2 separate regions of the Mus musculus genome follow, and region 2 is linked to region 1. Evidence: chromatin loops called from intact Hi-C (ENCODE). Cell type or tissue: heart. All regions are shown on one strand. Links, peaks and the distances in the headings refer to the core of each region. The heading gives the core; the rest is flanking DNA. Region 1 overlaps Ttll11 (tubulin tyrosine ligase-like family, member 11). Region 2 overlaps Ttll11 (tubulin tyrosine ligase-like family, member 11).

Region 1 (8,336 bases), core at 18-8,017:
AAGACAGCCATGTTCAGGGTGAGGTCAGAGCCCAGATATTAGTAATGGCTGAGATATTAAAGTCTTTGGCTGATTAGTAGTGGCGCACGCCTTTAATTCCAGCACTTGGGAGGCAGAAGCAGGCGGGATTTCTGAGTTCAAGGCCAGCCTGATCTACACAGAGAAACTCTCTCTTGAAACAAAACAAAACAAAACAAATCAAAACAAAACAAAACAAAAAGTCTTTGCTATAGGAATCAGAAAAACGGGTCTTTCATTTTATCTTATCAAAAATAAAATTGTCACAGGGAACCTGAGGTGGGATCAAAGACCTAGGCTCTCACCCCACCTGCCTCGCTAGCCAATCATGGGACCCCAGGCGGGCCCCGCCCCTTCCCTCAGCCTCAGCCTCCCCTCTGCATTATGAGCAGATGGGATGATGTCGGTCTCCGAGGATCCTTTTGGTTCAGAAAATTCAACGATTCTCTTAGAATTAATAATCTTGATTTGTAATGACTCTGGCACAGAGAGGAAGAAATATTTAACACTGTAATGAATGACAGAGACTATTGACCATGTAGTTTAATTTATTTAAGGCACATACCCTGAATTCAAAGGAGAAAATATCACTCTGATAATATATTGAACTGTTAGTATCATCGGCCTAGCAAAAGCTTTCTAGAGGGAAAAATTACCCACCAGTGCAAACTTGACATTTTTCACTTGCTGATCCACGGCTGTCGTTCGTCCATAGCAGCCATGTTTGCTGTAAAGGCTGTGCGTGTGGATGCTTCGGATGAATATTAAATAATGACATAAGCGTCAAGGTCACTGTTGCAGGAAAGGCTGTGAGGAGGTTGGGCCTGAGAGGGAGCCCGCATTGATCTCTTGTGAAGTTCTGTTCTGGAATCCTGCTGACGTGGAGGACACAATTGATGGGAGCCATTATCAAGGCTGTAAGTGTCCCTCCATTGTTAAGGATCTTTTACAAGACCCAGGAATCGGCAAAAGCTTCAGCTAGAAATATAGGCCAGTCAAAGAGATAAGTGCATTCTAGAGAGTGGGTGGCCTGGGTCAGGCTTGCACAGCGAAGGCAAAGGCTGACGGGAGGCCAGCGCCAGACCATCATCGACTTCTCCTGCAAGTCGGGCACTGCTCCTGGGGATGGCTCAGAAGAGAGCTTCCATGCCAGGAGCTACAGAGAGCAAGGTGTCTGTCTTCACATGTCTTCTCTGAGCATTTCAGCCCACCTTCTTCCATAGCTTCCCAAAGCACCCCAACAAAGATGTCTGGATGGCTCAGGCCTTCTGAGTTTGTAAAGTATAGAAATGTATGTCTTTCAGCTCCAGAGGCTAAGAAGTCCAGTATCAAGATGCTGATAGCTGGTGAGGGGCCTTCTATGGGACAAGACACATCCAATGTGCTAGCCAGCACACAGGAGGGCTGGTCTCTCCCTTTCTTATGAAACTACCAGTGCTGTCATATCGCTCTATGCTTAGGCTTCTTCAACTTTACCTGCCAAGTTTCTACATTAAGATACCATCAACATGTGCATATTAGAGGTTAAGTTTCCAACATGTGAGCTTCAGGGGGAATACCTTGAAGCCATAGCCTGGAGGAATCAGGTACCCATAAATTATACACAACCACAGGTCCAGATCTGGGCTGGCCAAGTGCCTAGATGGTCTTGGGCATGTCCTGCTAGCCCAGATCTGGGAAAGAGCAGCTGCTGCAGATGACAGAACCTAGTTCCTGAAAGGTCCAGACAGGTAGAGGGATTGGCCAAGTCTGTGAGATACACATAATAAAGCAGAAAGCCTGTTTCTCGTGTGCTAGCTCAGGGTTTGTTACTGTGCCTGGTCCTTTGTACATCTCGGCTGGTCACTTCTTTGTATTGTTCCATTGAGGGTTGAAAAGAATATGGAGGAAGGCACAGGGCTCTAGGGTAATCAATCCAGGATTTAGCCTCAACGCTGCTGCCTCCCCCAGTTAAACTCACAAGTTTATTTTCTCTTTGAGTCCTTAGCCTGCTCAGGTGGTCGGATGTTTGCCTAGCATGCACAGAGCCCAGCACCACACAAGCCAGCTGTGATACTTGCTTATCTGTAATCCTAGCACTTGGGAGGTGAAGATGGTTGGGTGACAAGTTCAAGGTTCAAGGCCAGGCTGGACAAGATGCTCTGTCTCAAAACAAACAAGATCCAGAAAGGGGGGAAAAGCCCTTAATTCTATTTGACAAGTATTGAAGGTAGAGAGAAATAATTTGCTCTGTAAATGACACCACCAGAGCTTGAATCCAGGCAGGCTGACTCTTTCCTCTCATATGTAACAATGGCTGCATCCCTCCATAACAACCGTGTTTTCTGGGAGGGTTTGATGAGGTGACTAGTGTAAAAGAGCCCAGTGCAATGCCTGGCATGTCACAGGTAATCACAAATTGTATTAAGCTGTTGCCGTTGTTATAGTTACATGACTTGTTAAGAATACAACTAAGAACTGGTGAAGTGACTTGAACTCAGGTCAACTTTTCTAATCCACTTTCCACCTCACTCTTGAATACAAGACTGAGGACAAGTCTCATGTCACTGGACCCCCAGGCAGTGTCATCTCTGTGGAAGGGGGATCTCTGCCACATCCCTAACAGTCCGGTGTTTTCCCTCCCTTCCAGGTCCAAACGGTGAAAGAAGGTGACCCCTCCTGGAAGCCCACTTTTATTGTGAAACCGGATAGTGGTTGTCAGGGTGATGGAATCTACCTCATTAAGGATCCCTGTGATGGTCGCCTGACTGGGACCCTCCATAACAGGCCGGCAGTGGTCCAGGAGTACATCCGCAAGCCCCTCCTCATCGACAAACTCAAGTTCGACATCCGTCTGTATGTCTTGCTGAAGTCCTTGGATCCCTTAGAGATTTATATTGCCAAAGATGGACTCTCTAGGTTTTGTACAGAGCCATATCAAGAACCTAACCCCCAGAATCTGCACCATGTCTTTATGCACCTGACCAACTACTCCCTGAATATCCACAGCGGCAAGTTTGTCCACTCTGACAGCGCCAGCACGGGCAGCAAGAGGACTTTCTCTAGCATTCTTTGTAGACTGTCTTCCAAAGGTGTGGACATCAAGAAGGTCTGGTCTGATATCATCTCCTTAGTTATTAAGACTGTCATCGCCCTGACCCCAGAGCTCAAAGTTTTCTACCAGTCAGACATCCCAACAGGGAGGCCGGGGCCCACCTGCTTCCAGGTAACCATGCCAACCGCCACCCTGAGTTTTAGCCTTGACTGGGCTGGGGAAAGGCTCCTTGGCTATGTGATGAAGGATGGGTAGGATTGCATTGTCAGAGGTGGGGATACACAGGTGATGGCCACTCTGGGATTTTGTGTTAACCCCCCCAGACCAACTTTGAACTTTCTGTTTCCTAGGTGACTTGGGGCAGGCTACTTTCCTTCATTTAACTATAAATCTGTAAGATTCTTGTGAGAGCACATATGTCATGCATACATTCTTTGTTCACTGGACAGCTGTTACTGCTTACTTGGGGGGGGGGTCGGGCATTGTTGTAGAATCCTGCTGCCCAATGCCAAGAATCCACAGTGGGGAAAAGCCATTAAAGAAGCCATTGACACAGAGGGTTACATGTCGTAGAATCAAGTAGGAAATGGACCAAGTGCAATGGGGTTGTGGACCAAGCCACCATTCCTGGCTCAGTGCAAGAAGTCATGGTAGTCCCACTGAAAGTTGAAGAGAGAGATGGAGCAGGAAAGAATGGATAGGGATCACCACAGGCTATTCTAGGTGAAGACATGCTGCTCTGGAGGTAAGAGGGAAATCTGATGTGTTTGGAACACCCAAACAAGTTCAGTGTGGTTAGGGCACGTTTTGAGGCCCAAAGGAGGGATATGAGAAAAGATGAGGTGGGGGTGAGTAGATCAAGCCCACGTTGTGGAGAGCCTTGGGGGCAGTGGCAACCATCATCAGAGGATTATAAATGGGACAGATCATGGTCAGCTCAGAAGTACACAGTTCCATGATCAGTGGGTTATGTATTGAGCCAAGGCTGGCTGCCAGGTGATTGCTAATGTATGTTTCTGTACATGCAAGAGCAGATGCTGGCTCTGAATAGGAAGATCTTGATAGACATGAAGAGAAAAGCTGAGTTCCATCTGAGGATGTTGGATGGCTAGACTCGGTGACTGCGGGGCTCTGGGGAAAGAGAAGAGATGGTAGCAGAGAGGAGAAGAGTTCCTGGGGTGGAGTTCTTGGGCTCTTGGAAAGATGGATAGAGACTACTTGTAGAGGATCGGGCTAACAGGTAAGGGCCAGGATCTGAAGGCAAATGCCTGCATGGCAGTTGAAAGAAGAGGTTAGTATACAGGTGGATATTTGGGCTGGCATTTGGGAAAGACTGGTGGGTTGGAGAAAGAACTGGGAAGTTATCCACTGCCGTGATTGAAGGCATGAGGTGGTATGGACAAGACCCCCATGACACCCCCAGTTAACAGGAGGATGGAAAGAGGCAGGCAACCAACAAAGGAGACTGAGAAGATGGATCAAGGGGTAATGTGTTGGAAATGCCAAAGAAGAGATGCTCAGAAAATACCTGAGCATGGGCCTGTAGCCTCAAACATTGCCAGGATGTCAGGCAAGACTATTCCTGGAACTGTCCATTATGTTCACTGACACTTGTCCTGGGGACTCTAGCAAAAGCTGTCTTGGGCAGCCAGCCAGTTTGTGAGAGGGAAGGAAATGGAGTATGGTGTAAAACAGCTTTTTAAAACATAGCTCTCAGGGGTAAGACAGGGGCATGGAGACTAGGCACTTATGAGGCACACCCTTCCTGTCACCAGATCTGTCAGACCAGGCAAGAGAAGATACGATGGACTTCTGGGATCCTCTCCTCATAATCTTTCATATTGTTGCATAGCATGACGAGAGTGGGGTGGAGGGTGGGGTGTGTGTGTGTGTGTGTGTGTGTGTGTGTGTGTGTGTGATGTGTGAGGAATAGAACAACACAGAACATATTTGTAATGATCACACCCAGCTCACTGCCCAGCTCCGATGTGTGTTCTTCCATATTCTCTTCCCCAACCCATCCTCTACATAACCACTATTCTGAATGGTATGTTGACCATTTCCTCGACTTTCAGAACTACATGTGGTCATGCATATATGTCCCCCCAGACAGGACACTGCCTTATCTGACTCGCTTCCGAGCTTCATATCAGCCCCAGTGTGACTCCCACCTTCTGAAGCGCCTGCTCCTTCACAGGCAATGGCCCAAAGGTCTGGCCCATTGCTGGGGCTAGTGGCATGGGTTGGCTTGCACTGGTGCACACCACATAAGTACACACAGTTTATCACTTTTTCTGTCAAAGGAGATCTGGGTGTTTCCTGACTCAGCTAGAAGGGTTGAAGGCAGTAAGGGATGAGAGTGAAGAGAGGGGTCAGAGCAATGTCTCTCTCATAGATAGACACCTACTGACCAGCCCACAAACACACTGGGTTGCTCCAGATCCAGAGACTCAGGGATTTTGCCCCCATCAGCAGGATCATCAGGTGAAAGCCTCTGGCCAGGGATTGAGACAGTGTGAGAAGTAGTAATTGTCCCATCGAGTCCCATCCATGGTCCTATGCCAATCCTGCTCTCTGAGCCTGCAGCTCTTAAGCAGGTATTTGCAATAGCCGTGAGGAGATGGTTAGAAAGGGCTACTGAGGAGGACTTCAGGACAGTGCTAGAACAAAGAAGTCCCAACCCAGGCCACCACAAAGTGAGGGTCACACCCTGGGTTCATCCCTGAGGACAAGTGTGGCCATGCCTGTTTGGCTATTCTAAGAGCATCCCATGGGGCCAGGCAAGCATGACCAAACCACAGAGGCCCAGCAAGGAGGACCGGGTGGTCATTATGTGTGTGTCCTGCAGTAGACAGGCAACAACAGCCACCAAGGTTGGGGTAGGGCCAGCTGTAGGGGCTGAAAGTCCAGATCAGGAGCCACTGCTTTGGTTAGGGTCACAGCTAGCAAATGGGCTCAGAACCTCATGGCCATTTGCCACTATTTGACCACACGCTAAACGCTTCCAGGGTGATGAGACAGGCTAGGAATGAAGCCCTTTCTGGTATAGTAAGTACTGGAGACTTTCTCACCACCTAGTGTGTCTTAGGTTCCCTCTGCACACTCACACCTGTGTGTGTGTGTGTGTGTGTGTGTGTGTGTGTGCGCGCGCGCGCGCGCGTGCGTGCATGTGTGTGTGTGCGCGTGCATGTGTGTGTGCACACGTGCACGTGTGCACACTGGGAAGTGATGTAGGTGAAGAGGCTTTAAGAAGGTGTCAAGTGGTATCTGTTGCTCTGAGTGCCTTGGATACGCAGTAAGGGAGAGGATTTGGAACCTACTCAGAGCCAAGTCCACTCCTGCTTGCTCTGTCTGAATCACCTTTCAGGATGCTGTTAGCTGGGCTCTAGACACACGGGCAGACCTTGAGGTTTCCATGGTATGGTTCTGATGTCCATTTGCCACGTGACCTGTCCTAAGTCACTTAACTCTTCAGGAACTTAGCTTCCTCCCCTGCCTTACAGGGTCAGCACCCAACTCCTGTGAGACATGGATGACACAGGAAACACTTTGCATACTGTTGAGACTCGGCACAAGTGCAGGAAGTTATTTCTTAGCTGGGCAGGTCTTTCTTGCTTGTAGCAAGACCTGGCCAGATGGCAGCGTTACAGAGCGTAAACCCTGGCCAACCAAATTACACTCATCTGGGGCATGTGACTGTGACCCTGTTCCAGCCATGACCACAGTAATGACTTGGAAAACATGGTGGCCAAGCAACAGCTGGCACGGCTCTGCTGTGGTCAGATTTCCTGTAATCTGCTGCTGAGGAACACAGCTGCCCTGTCATTTCAGCCTCTGCCTTGTCATTGCCCAGGCAGCCCCAGCCACAGAGCCTCACATCTGCTGTCTTGAGGGCAGCAGTGTGACCCTGGCTTAAATATCAAGGTCAGCCTGGGTGTAGACAGTCATGTGGCAGAAACACACACAGAGGGAACACACTTTGTGGCTTGAACTGTATAGTTTTCTTGTTCTCCGTGTCTAATTTTGTCTTTAGCCATGACCCTCCTGTTGGATGTCTAGAGATAGAGCTTTCCTAAGGCCTAGTATAATTCTCCTCTTCCTGTGTCCTCTACCCTCTCTCTTACCCCACAGCCTATACACATCACCAGGCAGAAGCTGAGAATCAGTGTATTGGGGTGGGGGATGGAGGGGCTGTCAAGGGCTGGGGTTTCCCTCTCAGATGGACTGGGTTGAGCTTCTTCCAGCTCCTGCTTACAGCAACTGTAGCTGGCGAGCTCGACAAGTCAACCTTTTCTAGTCTGGATTTTTTTAGCTATAAGTAGCAAGCTTGTTTGTAGCCATACCCCAGAGTTGTTGCACACTCCAGCAAGAGGGAGCTGTGTAAAACAGCCCCCAATACACAGCAGTCACTTAATAAGTGAGAATATGGGTGTTTATTACTCTGACAACAGTTATCACACCTACCCACCTACAGTAACCTTGAAGTTACTGTAAATCGGCAACTATCCTCATTTTGATGTTAACTAGGACATTGGTGATAAAAGTTTGGAATCAAGTTTGGAAACCAAGACCTTAGCCTGGTGTTTGTCGCATCCCAATCCAGCTGCCTAGCTCCCCTGTGCCTCAACCTTGGTTCTTCCACACCAGATCTGCTTCCTCTCCAGAGGTTGTCACCAGTGCCTCCCTGGTTGGACCATTGGTCCTCTGTCTCTGCCAGCCTGGCCTGCTCACTCCTATTCACTAGTTTCAATATTCAGTACCTTCCAAAGTACAGCTCAAGACTTTCTTTCTCTGTAAAGCATTCCTTGTCCACTCTGACTATGTTATTTTCTTCCTTTGCAATATATCACATTCCCTGGGTACCCACTGAGATGAGACCTGAGATAGGTGTGGGCCATGTAGCTAAGGACAAGGCGAGGCCAGGGCCTCTAAGGGGTGCTCCGGTTAGTGTGAAAGACTCACAGAGATAATCCCTGCTCTGTATACATCATGCTGTCCAAGTGCTCACATGAGATGAGGGGAGAGAGTTAACTGTCCAACTGAAGGCTCCCAGAGGGGATGCCCAAGTGAGTTCAAGGCATGATTGAGGGTTTTCCCAGCAAACACCGAAGGGTCTCACATTCTCCTGTTTCCCTGCTACCTTACTGGTTGTTCTTCCCTGGCCTCTTCCTCTGGACCTGTCATTAATGGAAATATATTGGAGGTCCCTGGATATCAATTCTTGGAAACTTGTCTTTGTACATCTACCATCTCTTCCTAAATGATCTCATCCTGCCCTGTGGCT
Region 2 (8,336 bases), core at 253-8,252, 69 kb after region 1:
AGACCTCCGTGGGGATACTCCCACCCAAGTCATGAGATAGCGCACACCCAAAGAATCACAAGAGACTGTCTTGATGAAAACACACGAGGTAGTTTAATGATGGAGCTCCGGACCAACACATATCTCAAGCAGGAGACAAAGGTGTCGACGATGAGGCTCAAAAGTTAGGGGTTTATATAGGAAAAGAGTGGGGGTAGGGGAGGAATTGGCGTGGCTTCACACAATTGGACAGTGTAAACATCAGCAAACTGTATGTGCAGATCGAGGTAACTGCAGAGCATCTGGTTAACATTTAACCCATGTCAGAAAGGCAGGAGATAGGGAGGCGCCGGGACAGTCCGGACATTCTTGTATGTCTTCCCTATCTTTATGGCTAGTTGATTCCTGGGATGACTTTACAGCCTCTGTTCTTTGTCTTAGGCCCAAAAGCCCTCCTAACTAGCAAGCCGCATAAGTCATGGACCTTGAATTTTAATTTTCTTTCAGAAGGAAGGTATAAAACAGTTGTGTTTCTAGTTTTAACTCTATCATGGCAGTCTTGGTTTGTGTGTGTGTGTGTGTGTGTGTGTGTGTGTGTGTGTGTCAGAGGGTGGGGCATGTTGGATAAGTACACAAGACTATAACTGGTAGTGATAATGTGGAGCCTTGAGTGAGGCACCATAGCTTCAGAATGGCCATTCTAACCCTAGACAAGTTCATCAAGATGTATAGTCTTTGGGTCTGGTAGGTGCTAGTTGGAATGGTTGTGTTAATCTACCTGTGTGGTGTTTGGCCTTCCTTTCTTTCTTTCTTCCTTCCTTTCTTTCTTTCTTCCTTCCTTCCTTCCTTTCTTTCTTTCTTTCTTTCTTTCTTTCTTTCTTTCTTTCTTTCTTTTATACGTTCTTTATGATAAAGTGATTTTTATTTTTTAAAAGTAACAAAATAATTAGTATTTTTTAAAATGCTATCCTTAAAGAGTGAAGATGGAATCAGATATGGTACTGGTGTACACTCGTAACCCTAGCACTTGGGAGGTGAGAGCAGGGGCATCACTTGTTCAAGTGTATCCTGGATTACATGAGACCTTTTCTCATTTAAAAAATAAAAATAAAAATAGCAAAGACACCTTAGTAGGTTTTCCAACACATCACACTATCCAGATTTGAGTCACAGTCCCAACCATAAATTAGTATTGCCAATAACACTGGACCCACAGCAACCTGTTCCTGAGCAAGTCTGAGCTGGAGCCAGCCTCTCATGGAACCTGGATGAGTTTGATTTCTGCCAGGCAAAGGAAAGGGATCAGAGTGAACTATCGGTCATGTCTACAGCTGCTCCCTAGCTCCCTAGCCTTAATGTGAAGTCCTCCCCAGTCTCCAAGTAAGAGATGATGCTGGGGTAGTGGGTGGAGCGGAGTGCATTTGTTTGAATAAAGTAATATGAATCTTAACTGAAAATCTGGTTCTATAAGAATTTTTACAACCACCAGAATGTCACAAGCTGCAAAACAAACCCTAATGTGTTAGCCATCCTGAGAGCTCTAATAAGCTCAGGGTCCCTTTGGAGAGGGGGTACCATACTTCTTTGCTCTTTCCCCAACTCTTCTAAGGCTTAGCTTAGAGAACACCTGCTCTGAACACCTGGTCAGAATCCCAGAACCAATATGAATTTTGCTTGTTGGTTATGCTGTGCATAGTTACCCACTGCTTACCAAAGCTGCCTTCATTTACTGCTTTATTTGAAAATATTGTAAAAGTAGTAGGCTTCTCCATCATCAATAATGCGAATGATTTATCCACTAAAGTTGTTTTTTTTTTTTTTTTTTTTTTGAGATGGGTCTCATGTTCCAGGCTGTTCTCTAACTTGTTCCTGTCCTAGAGCTCCAAAGCCCCTGGCACTGGGATTGTAAGTGTGTGGGCTACCTGGTGGATGTTGTGCCAGGGCTCAGCCTCTGGGCTACCTCAGCCAGGCAGGAACTCCATCACCTGAGCGTCACTGTATAAGTCAACCAAGACCCCACTTCCCCATGAAAGTCCACTGTTCTCTACTTGCTTGCTGCTTCCCAAGCCCTTTATTTCAGTCCTTAAACCTTCAGAGACACGCAGGAGCCCACTCTTTACTGAATGATATGTCTGTCATTCTCAGACTTGAGCTTGATGTTCTCCAGGACAGTCAGGGCATGCCTCCACCTGAGCAGATCCAGAGCTGTCCTTTGCTGCTTGCCATTGGAATCTGAGGACCTCTCATTCTCTTCATAACCAACCCCCTGATTATGGGAACTGACGTTCCACTGTCTCACATTTTGTTCACTCTGCCAGGAAGACCCTGCTGCCTATCCATCTGCAGGCTGGATCCTTAGAAAAAAAATTGTTAGGTCAAAGAATAGGTGATTTTAAATTTTGATTGCTACTGCCAAAATTTATGAGGGTGTTTGGGGCCAGCTGCTGCTTGTAGAAGATAAGTAAATATGCACACATACATACTCATGCGTGCATGCACACACACACACACACACACACACACACACACAGGAGCTAACATGAAGAAAGTTGCCAACATTTTATGTCTCCATGTAGTGATAATTCCTAAATACCAATTATCACCAATTAAATGTGAAATTGGGACTTCCATGTGTCAAAATGTCTGCAATTTCACATGATTGAACTTAATGTTGTCAGCATGGTTTCATAAAGGCATGATCTCCATATGTTCACACCAGCGAGCGTGCGCGAGCACGCACGCGCACACACACACACACACACCTTTTGTGTTTTTCACTTCACTGTGGTGTGTGAACATTTAGTCTCATGTGTGGTGCAGCCCATCCTATGCCTCTGCCAGCAGCCATCTGCTCTGTGACTGAGAGGAAGGATCGTTTACAGGGAGATTGACGTGTTAGAGAGGGAATAAGTCACACATTCTGTCCCAGGTCCCTTGTATGATGGAGCCACTGTGGGGATGGTGTGTTAGTCATGAGCTTGTCACTGTAATAGAATAGTTGAAGAGACAAGAAGAATTTAGTTGGCTCATGGTCTCAGAAGTCTCAATCAGTGGTTGGCTAGCTACATTGCTTTTCTACCTGTGACGAGACAGAAAAGTTATGGGAGAAGGGTGTGGTGAGAGAGAAAGCTACTCACATCATTGTGGCCATGAAGCAAAGAGACAGCCATTGCAATGTGAAATGTAACTATAGACAATGCTTAAATATACGTGGCTGTGTTCCAATGAAGCCTTATTTACAAGAGCACATGACAAAGTGGTTTGATCCATTATTATGGGAGTAAAAACAAGAACAGACTGAATTTGGATCAATACTAGCTTTGGTGCTTAGAAGCTGTGTTTCTGAGGCAAGCTACTTCAGCCTTTGGAGGCTTTGTTTCCCAAAATGTAAAGCAGGAGAATGATTGCTCCCTCCAGACCTGGGAGAGCCAGCTGAGAGTGCATGCAAGTGGGAGCGTCTGGGACTGCAGACACGCACAGATGTGGGAGGGGTTTGGGAGTAGCTAGCTTTAATGGTAGATCTATACCCGGCAGCCCAACTTCCTTTCCATAGCTCCATCCAGGGAATAACATGAAAGAGCGGGAGGCAGGATACTGAAGGAGTGACAGACGAGATGCTCAGAACGTTGATTTGGTTTCAGCACAAGCACTGGGCAGACATGATGATGTCCCTGGTCCTCCTTGCACAGCCTTCGGGTGTCTATTCAGCAACGCCCTGGTCTCATTGCATCCATCTCTAGCAGCTCACGGCTTCCAGAAACACAGTCCTAGACAGATGTTCAGTCTGTCTGGGGATTAGAGATACCCTCTTCCATTAAGCATAAATTAACTTAATCACCAGGTATGAAAGATAAGCAACACAAACAAACAGCACTCCCTGAAGCTTTCATTAAAATTAAAATTGTACTTAAAATTTAGCTCATATTTTCTAGGACTCAAACCCCTTCAAAGAGATAGTGTCTGCTCTATGTTTTCTCTGATAAGTGGCAGAGATGAGGGTGCAGGAGACAGTGGTAGACTGTGTGGTTTGGCTTCACCTCCTGGTCCTCTCACCAATGCAGGATCTGGACAGTTTATAGAAGTCATTCATTCAGCCGGGTCTGGTCCCTAAGCACTTCCATCACTTGTCAGACTGGTCCAAGAAAACAGAACTCAGAGGCAAGATTCCCAGATTCTTACTGCTGGGCCCCACACTGTGGAAAGCACAAGAAAAACAAGAGAGAAGGAACGCCACCCGCCACAAATCATCACGAGCCCTGGAAGGCAAGCTTCCCCTGCTCCTGCTTGCTTGTCTGGGCTGAGCCGGATGAGTGCAGAATGGGCGACCGGCGGGTCACAGTTCAATGTAGTCTTTATCAAACATTACACACACGGAAGGAATTCAGCCAAGTCTACAGAGCACGGTAGGAAGACCATGGGAGGCAGAGACAGCTAGCCTCGAATCCTGGCTCTTTATTTTGTTTTCTGCCTGTAATCTTGGGCATATCTTACTAATTTCTCTGAGCCTCAAATCCCTAGTTTACCAAATAAAGAAAATAACTTCTTGCCCATAACATCATCGTGGTAATCAGAGGAGGTCACAGAAAGGCCTGAAACTTATCCCACCTAAAGCATACACGTAATTAAGAAAGTCACTGGATATCCACCACTTTGTGGACCCAGAAGAGATCTAGATCTCAGTGACAGCAAGGCTTTTCTTGGCCTGTGGGTCAGAGAGAGGAGTTCTGAGCAGCCTTCTGCTCAGAAAGGCAGCGAGAACACGAGAACACCGTGGTGACTGGGAACTGGAGGATTGTAAGCAGCATGATATTGTCACCTGGTGAGGGGGACAGGAAGAAAACCTGGAGGGTTGAACATCTCTTGGTATGTGCAAACATCCCTGGAGGACATGACCTGAAGTGTTCTGAACGATTCTTCAGTGAGTCTCAGAGTCCAGTACCATATTTCCCTAGACCAGACAATGTCCCTTACAGAAGGAACTTGCTTGCTTTGGCTGAACTGTAGAGCTGAGGGGAACCTAGGGGTAGAGTTGAGGACACAGGGTCCTACTGTCATACACAAATTAGGACCTATCTTTTGGTTTAAAAACCTGCTCCCCTCCTCATTACAAAACACAGCCCCATGCGACCATTTCAGGATCTCAACCAAGTCTGGCACACGTTCTTCAGAAATACCAAGACGCGCTAGCCAGAGTTTTATTTTGTGGTTTGCCTCTTTCCTATTGTAAAGTTGCCTCGTTAATCAAAACAGTCATTATATCCGAGACAATCAAAGATGTCTAGGCTCTTTCCTATGTAACCCAAAACATGCTCATTTATAAGAGAAATAGTTAGAATACTTATAAGGCAAGTATTATTTTAGAAAAAGGGGGTGGACAGAAAAGATGTTTTCCGCAAACATTTCTGTCTTGACAGCTCAGTGTCACTCTCTCCGGGAGCCCTCAGCCCTTTGTGGTGAGGACAAATGTGTGTTAAAGAAAGTGGCTGGGGTTGGTCTCTTATCTGCAGTCACAGTGATGGTAGCACCACTTTCTAAACTGCCACACTCATCTGACAGGAAGCTGTGAAGGCTCTGGAAGGTTCTAAAGCCAACATACAGGGTGGCAGAATGTTACATAGAGAAGTGTTTGGAAGCTCGCCGTAGATAAGCCCCAGTGAGAGCTAAATACCAGATGTTCTCAACAAGGGAAAACCATGATGCAAGAGACTTACCAAATTGCATTTGCAGAAACCAAATAGCGAAGTGTTGTTCCACCCCACCCCACCCCTGACTGCCACCCCTGCCCCAGGACACCTGCTATGAGTGAGGTTCAGCATCTGCAAAGCACAGAGACCATGTGGTACTGATTTTGTATCTGAAATTTCTATTGTGTAGGCAATGTAGCCAGCCCCCTCTGAGGCTTTGCATGCACATGGAAAGAATCCTGTCTGTATTGCTTACCACTCAGAGTCTCTCTTAGGAAATCTCACTGACTGTTGGGCCAGCAGCAAAGGGCTCTGGGATGTTGCTAGCAGTCATTGCTAGCAACCAGGACCTGACATGTCTCTTCCTCTCTTCTCTAGTGTCCCAGGCACCAGTGCATCACATGGTAATCCCCACCTGGCTTGTAGAGCCATTCAAATGAGTATAACCACACAAACCAGGAATGGTCATATGGCCCTGGGTCTCACACTGGAGGATGAGGCACGACCTAGAGCTTAGTGTTTGGAACCTTCTCAGCCTGTACTTTGGACCTACCTCTAAGCCTGCCATTCCCAGATGATCTAGAATGGGTGGTCCAGAGGACCTGGGCCCAGCTCTTTGACTCTGTTCCTCTCGTTTCCCATGGTTCTGGGAAAGTCCCTTCCCTACACTGGGATTCTCTTTTTCAAAAGACAGTTGGGTCTAAGCAATTACTATAGCACCTTCCAACAGTCAACTGCAGATCCATGAGCACTTTCAGTTTGGTCAAGACTGGCTTTTAGCATCATGGTGAGTCTTTGATTGTTAGAAACACTTGAGAGCCCTTGTATTTTCTGTTTTTTAAATGGTCTTGTGTGTACGTGTCTAAGCATCTTTACTTACTAGATTTACTCATTCCATGAGTTTGCTACTCTTCCTTCTCCTCCTTTCCCTTCCATCCTTCCTCCCTTTCTCTCTTCCCTGCTCTCTTCTTTCAGAGGCTTCCCATGCAATCCAGGCTGGGCTCCATCCCATCCTTTACACCCATCTTCTCAGCACTGGGAGGACAAGTGTACGCCACCACACCCATCTTGGGGCTTTTTGTCTGAATGATGATTCCGCAACCTGGTTTGGGACTGCTCTCTGTCAGTGTCTTCGAAGAGCGTGACTTTTGCGAGTGATTATTTTCTTCTTACTTTTCTGTTTTCTGGCTAGAAGCTGTTTCTTCCTCCTCTGCAAATCATGTGCCTGTGATATCCTGTCCCCTCCCTTCTAATTTTCAGTGTATCTGAAAGCCAATTCAGCACACTTATTAGAGGGTCGGTAAAGTGAGAATATGTAGGGCTTGAAAGGCTCTTGGTGGCCCTTGTTTCCCATGCGGACATTGACCTTAGTAGGTGAGCTTCCATGTCTGGACTCTCTCTGGCTCCTGTTTCTTCAGACTGTTCCACACAGAAGGGGAGGTTCTTGGGTACCTGAGTTCTGAGACAAGCTATGTCTCTGCTCCTGTGGGGAGTATTTGCCAGGACCTTCTTCCCTGTTCCCATTGCCCTTCCACATGCCTTAGGCTCCATCCCTATCACCTGAACTTCTAAAACACACCTTCCCTCCTGCACCCCTATCAGTTCCCTTTTGCAGGGTCCTTTGCCTGGAGTCTGTGCATTCCTGTCTTCCCACCTGCCTGGCATGCAGCTCTTACTCCTCTAGGAAACTTTCCATGATACTCTCTGTGAGCCACGAGTCCTCCCCATCCCTGTGACCCCTCTGGCTTATCCTGTGTTGTGTCAGCTGATCTGTCTGGCAATACTGCCTTCAGGTATGAAGTCTTCTGTGGTTGATCTAATTTGTCTCTACCCAAATCAATGTCTGGAATCTCTGTTCTCCATTATAATTGGAAGAATGACTGACTGAATGAATGAATGAATGCTGTGAGTGAATCATGTTGTCTTTGCCTCCAAATTCAGATTTAATCCTAATTTGCAACTTATATTGTGGCCTTATATGGAAATATGGTCTTTATTGGGGTAACTGAGTTAAAATAAAGTCCTTAATGGATAAATAAAGTCCAAGTGGATGTTAATGCAGTGTCCTTGTCATGACCGGTGTCCTAGTAAGGAGAGAAAATGGGTATGCAGAGACCCATAAAAAGAAGACAACATGATGACATGTAGACACAAGACAGGGAGGTGATAGGCTTACACCACAGCTCCTGAACAATGGGCTGCGTGGCTGCCTGCTGCTCATGATAAACATTATCACTAGTCGGAAGAAGTAACTGGATGGAGAAACAAATGAAGAGGTAAGAAGAGAAAGCTACTACAGAGTGGGACAAGGACAGTATTAGTTACTTCTGTCTTTAATGAATCCTCAACGATGTTGAGATGGGAAGAGGGATCTGCACCCATTGCTCATGTGACATCAGCATGTGGTGGGATCTTTCCAAAGAACTACTTATTCTGTGTGGTGGGCCAGGCCCACCGAGTTTTCTAATCTGGATATAAAAGACTGAATGAGACCTGAGAGGACACTGTGTGGAGACCCTTATTCTCTGGCCCACGGTCCCCTGCTCACACATGTTATAAGAGAGAACAGGAGGTGTGTCTTAGTTTGTATTTCACTACTATGAAAGAGACACCATGATGAAGGCAACTCCTGTAAGGACAATACTTAATTGGGGCTGGCTTACATGTTCAGAG

The links. Peaks named below come from ENCODE experiments on the same cell type or tissue, not always from the same donor. Only the 100,000 strongest peaks of a DNase experiment are listed, where the experiment ranks them.
Region 2: a loop joins it to region 1, with 2.0 times the contacts of the local background. A loop is called at or near these places in 4 of 42 quality-filtered maps.

The regions. Positions count from the first base shown.
Region 1 is chr2:35,897,457-35,905,792 of GRCm38, reverse strand. It overlaps Ttll11 (tubulin tyrosine ligase-like family, member 11), which reads left to right. Exons shown (of 10, transcript NM_029774.3): 4 at 2,648-3,223. All of the region lies in intron 2 of Gm35396 (predicted gene, 35396), which reads right to left. Among named protein-coding and RNA genes, the nearest start is that of Gm35396, 18 kb to the right of the region's middle. In heart, for the core only: no CTCF peak of the experiment used is centred there; DNase peaks (open chromatin) are centred at 4,702 and 6,842.
Region 2 is chr2:35,828,880-35,837,215 of GRCm38, reverse strand. All of the region lies in intron 6 of Ttll11 (tubulin tyrosine ligase-like family, member 11), which reads left to right. Among named protein-coding and RNA genes, the nearest start is that of Gm10829, 8.4 kb to the left of the region's middle. In heart, for the core only: no CTCF peak of the experiment used is centred there; a DNase peak (open chromatin) is centred at 4,235; H3K27ac peaks cover 1,678 bases.